Regions from separate parts of the Mus musculus genome. Here region 2 is linked to region 1. Evidence: chromatin loops called from intact Hi-C (ENCODE). Cell type or tissue: heart. All regions are shown on one strand.

Region 1 (2,500 bases):
CCAAGTGGAAATCTGAGGACAGGTTTCAGGAGTCAGTTCTTTTCTCCCACCGTGGATGCTGGGGATGGAACTCAGGTTATCTGTCTTAGGCCGTAAGTGCTTTAACCATTGAGCCAACCAACTGACGCTGAAAAATGCTTTTAAAAATGATACTAAGGGGCTGGAGAGATGGTTCAGTGGTTAAGAGTCCTGACTGCTGTTCCTGAGGTACTGAGTTCAATTCCCAGCATTAGGTCTAAAAGGCCTTAACCTTGTCTCTCTTGCCCATCATTGGATCCTGTACTTATTGTTGTTGTTGCTGTTATTGCTATGTGTTTTATTATTATTTTTAGACAGGGTCTCACTACGTGGTACAGTGTGGCATTGAACCCATGATCCTCCCATCTCAGCTTCCCAGCAACCACATGGTGTCTCACAACCATCTGTAATAGGATCTGGTACCCTCTTCTGGTGTCTCTGAAGACAGCTACAGTGTACTCATATACATAAAATACATATATCTTTTAAAAAATGATCTTCACACATATCTATTCCATATTTTCATTAGGGGACTCTTTGTTAGTTTCTGTAACCAGACAAATAAAAGTAGGACCTTATTATTTAATATGGGGAATATGTATTTTTTGACAAACATGCCTGTTATTTTCTGTCCAACTCAACTGTAAACTGGTAGAGTATTTTCCGAACCTACACAAATATTTCTTGAAAGAATGAATAACAGAGATTAAGTTCTTTAAATGCCCTGAAAGAACAGGTTAAATATTTCACAATATAAATATCAGCTATGGAATAACTTTCCCTTGGTTCCCGCTTGCCAGCTGTACTTTAAGAGAGCCCACACCTTAGCTCCTCTATCTCCATTGACAGAGGCTGGAGATCTGGAGGCTGTTGGATCCCAGATGTCCTGGGACTCCACACACAGAAGCACAGGCTGGCCACGGTAATGAGTGTGGGGTTCTGCCTGCCGCATGGCAGTCTCTCAGCTTCACTCCTTCCACCAAGACCGATGGGGCATCCAGGCCTCAGGGATGTGTCTGGCATACCCAAGGGCCTCGCCCACAACTATCCTGCTCTGTCAACACCTGGCTTTTGTGACAGGTGGTGGCCTTGGTTCTGGAGAAAGTGCCCTTTCCAAGAAGGTGAGGGCATGACTCCAGTGTGGGTGATCAGCCTGAAGTCCATTCTGGCTGATTCTGGGCAGCCTGCCCAGTTCCTTCTCGGAGTGCAATTGACCTGGCACATCCTCTGGATTTGATTTTCTGTTTCCTGGAGGGGCATAGTTGGCTGCTGGGCAGGTGGCCTGTGCCAAACATAATTAGGGTCTACTTATGGTGGACACTCTATTTGTGGAGGGCCTGCTAGCCATTACTTCCTCTGGGTCCAAGGTAGAGTGAATCTATACAGCAGGTGGAGGGGACAGGCCAGAGAAAAAGGCGACTGAGGAGAAGGCCATGGAGAGTGCCGAGTCCCGGAGGTATTAGATGAAGGTTATTAGACCTGCTCTGGGGTCCTCTCCACGTGGGTCTCTCTGGGATAATCTCACAAGAGCCCCATCAATGATGGTTGTAACAGTGGCATAAACAATTCAATGAAATATTATATGACTGGGGATCTCAGTCCGCTTTATGTGGTTCTGTCTATATGGCTCTTAACATTTTTAGTTTTGAGAGATGGAGTCTCACTGTGTAGCCCTATCTGGCCTGAAACCGTCTAGGTAGACCAGGCTAGCTGCAAACTCTTAGTGCTCCTCCTGCCTTTGCCTCCTGAATGCTGGGATTAAAGGCATGAGCCACCACATCGGGCTCTGTGTGGTGGATTAAAGAAAACCCAGTGGGCTTCAGTGGCATGTTTCCTAAGAGAAGGACCTGGCGGGAGACGCCTGACACAGTCTAACCATTGGGATCTGGTGTGTATAGTAGGCTCTTACCTGCTGAGGGGGCGGCAGAGCTCTGCCCACATTCAGGGCGAAGGGACGCAGACTGCACTTCTCAGTGAGGATCTTGTCTGATTGTCTAAAAGAGGGAGGAGGGGCTACGGGGGCCGTTTGAGATAGCACCATCTGCTACAGACTATAATGGATGAAGACAGAATGAAAGCCAGTGTCTTTCTTCAGTCTAGGAGCCTGAAAGCTCTATCTCCTACTGTCATTCCCTTGGAAGTTTCTCTTGACAGCCCATTGGGTCAAGTTCAGTGGAACCAGACACAATCTCTGTCTCTTCTGCTTCTGCTGTGTCTCACTGTTGGTAGTGTTAGCTCAAGTGAGAGAAGAAAATACAACGGCTCTCTTCTATCTGCTGTTTCAGTTTCTGCTGTTTCAGGGTGGTCCACTGTGGCCCCAAGCACCACGTAGAATATTCCAGAAACAAACAATTCAGAAGTTTAAAGTTGCATGTTGCTCTGATGAAATCTTTCAACACCTGCTCCACCCCACCTGGAAGGTAAATACCTCTTCGCTCCATGGATTCCTGCTGTGTACACCACCCACACGTTAGCCACTCTG
Region 2 (2,500 bases), 71 kb after region 1:
GGGAGGATAGGCAGTTAGAGGAACTGAGGAGAGTGGGATGGGTACCCAGAGTCAGATGGGAGAGGTTACCACATTGGCAGAAGAGGTACCCTAGCCACTGTCATGGTGGCTATATCTAGTAGACAGTTTGGTGTCTCCTGTGTCTTCTTGTGGCCCACTGACTGCAGCTGCAGTGAAGATGGGTCCTACGCCTGTGGATGGCGTCCCATATCAAGCAACTATGTGCTGATGGTGTTTTGTTTTGGGCATAGAGAGTTGATGCTCTTGAGAGGTGACCTTCGGTGAACGGGGGTGGGGGGTGGGGGTGGGGGGTGGTCCTGACATTTCTCATTGCTTTGACAAAATGTCTGAGAAGAGCAACTTAAGGAAGGAGTTCTAGTTTCATTTCTGTTGCTGTAATAAAATATCCCGATAGAAGGCAACATCTGGGAGAAAGGGTTTATTCAGTTAACAGTTCCCGACTGCAGTCCATCCCTGTGGGGATGCCAAGACAGGAACTCAGCAGCTGTTCACTCCATAGTGCTGAGCAGAAAGGAAATAAATGCATCCTTGCTTGCTTGCTTCTTTCTTACACTCTTCAGGTCCCAGTTGTCTAGGGCAGTGGCTCTCGACCTGAGGGGCCCAACTCCTTTGGGAGTTGCATATCAGATATTTATATATTGATTCATAACAGCAGCAAAATTACAGATATGAAGTAGCAACGAAATAATTTTATAGTTGGGGATCACCACAACATGTATTAAAGAGTCTCAGCGTTAGGAAGGTTGAGAATCACTGCTCTAGGAAACACCGATCTTCCACAGGCAAACCCACAGGCCAGCCCAATCTAGATAATTCCTCGGCTGAAGCTCTCAGGTGATATTTGAGGTTATGTCAAAGTGACAGTGAAAACTAACCCTCACAGAAATGTTCGTTTTGACTCAGTTTGAGAATGCACGTAAGGAAAAACCATGATGGCAGGGGTGAGAGGCAGCTGGTCACACGTATGCCTAGTCGGGAAGCAGAGACATTAATGCTGGTGCCCAACTCACTTCCTCTTTTTCATTCAAATGTGGACCACAACTCATTCCACAGTTCCTCAGAGGGTCCCTCAAGTGCCAAGGTTCATTGCTCAGCCCAATCACACATGCTTTCTGGAGTTATTTTCCCTGTCTCTCACCCCAGTTCTGGGTTCTGGGTAAAATGTCTGTGCACACTCCCCTGCCTCAGACCTCTTGCCGTAGGTGAACCCAAACTAAGACGCTGCACAAGTAGAGATTTTGAAGCCAAAGGAAACCAAGGTATCCCCAGACAGAGCAGAGAGTGTGGTCGTTTTGAAAAATAGCCCCTGGGTTTATCTATGCTGAGGCCGCTGACGTCCTCCAGACCTATTTGCTGGGTAGTGGTGGCCGAGGGCCACAGGCTGAAGACAGTAGAGACTGTGGGGAATCAGGAGAAGCCAGGAGAGTCCCTTCTACTTTCAGACTTTCCCCTCCTCCATAGCCTCATGCTGGTTGCAATGTGCCTCTGATCCTCCGCAAAGATCTCCAGGATCTTTTGGGAGGTGGTGCTGTGTCGGAAATTTTCTTCTGGAATTTTCCCGGATGAACGTTCTAACACTCAGTGGCCTGGCACCCTTCGGAAGCTGGATCTATCCTCTGCAGGGAGACAGCCCCTGTTCCATGCTATGCTCGGAAGTGTTGTCTGTCAGCTGCTTCCACAGCCAGCCAGCCAGCCAGCCCCAGCAGTGTGGTAAGCAACAGCCAATGGCAGAAAAAGAGACAGAGACATAACATAGGCATGTGTCTGAAGTCAGTCAGGAAGCCCATGGTGGCCCGAGTCTGGGATGCAGAAAATAGATCTTCCAGATGAAGCCTCAGGGTAACAGGCTAAGCTGTGTGCTTCCAGAGGACAAGGAGCAAAGGGACCCACCCCTCTGCTTTCTGGACCCATGGTTACTGGCAGCACAGAGGGCAGTAAGGAGCCAGGTACCATCATAACAAGGAGGAAATGTCCCCTGGTTGGCCGGGGCCCCACTGCTAACAGCAGGTTCTGAGAAACCCTGTCCTGCTCAGAGCCTCTCAAAGCAGCTAAGGCTTAGCCACGCCTCTCCAATCCTAATTCTAAGGCCATGGGTTACAATGGGTAAGAGGCAAAGGAAGAGAGAGAGTGGATGGGCCCTGCAGGGACTGAGGACTCTAGCCCTGCCTATAGGATGGCAGAGAATGGAAGAAAAGGGATGGGGGATGGGAGATGGGGGGAGGGAGGGAGGGAGGGAGGGAATGATATAAAGATATAAAAAAGTCCTTCTGAATCAACAACATACATCATCTTCTTGAAGTTAGGGCAATAAAACTGTAAATGTTTTTATTAAAATTTAAAGTTTGAATAAACAAGAAGCAGATACATACCGATTGTAAATTTAAACCTACAGCCAGTGCTTTCGGTGTTGTTGCTTTTTAAAATTGAAACAGTGTTGCGCTGTGGAGCTCAGGTAGGCCTAGAACTCATTATATAGCCC

The links. A loop is a pair of places that touch in the nucleus more often than their neighbours do. Peaks named below come from ENCODE experiments on the same cell type or tissue, not always from the same donor. Only the 100,000 strongest peaks of a DNase experiment are listed, where the experiment ranks them.
Region 2: it touches region 1 in a loop (1.8-fold over the local background); 3 of 42 quality-filtered maps call a loop at or near these places.

The regions. Positions count from the first base shown.
Region 1 is chr2:144,182,257-144,184,756 of GRCm38, reverse strand. All of the region lies in intron 2 of Banf2os (a long non-coding RNA gene), which reads left to right. The region is part of intron 1 of Gm5535 (predicted gene 5535); the gene reads left to right. Among named protein-coding and RNA genes, the nearest start is that of Gm5535, 5.8 kb to the left of the region's middle. In heart, no CTCF peak of the experiment used is centred here; a DNase peak (open chromatin) is centred at 1,206; H3K27ac peaks cover 31 bases.
Region 2 is chr2:144,111,365-144,113,864 of GRCm38, reverse strand. All of the region lies in intron 2 of Banf2os (a long non-coding RNA gene), which reads left to right. Among named protein-coding and RNA genes, the nearest start is that of Gm5535, 77 kb to the left of the region's middle. In heart, no CTCF peak of the experiment used is centred here; no DNase peak of the experiment used is centred here; H3K27ac peaks cover 290 bases.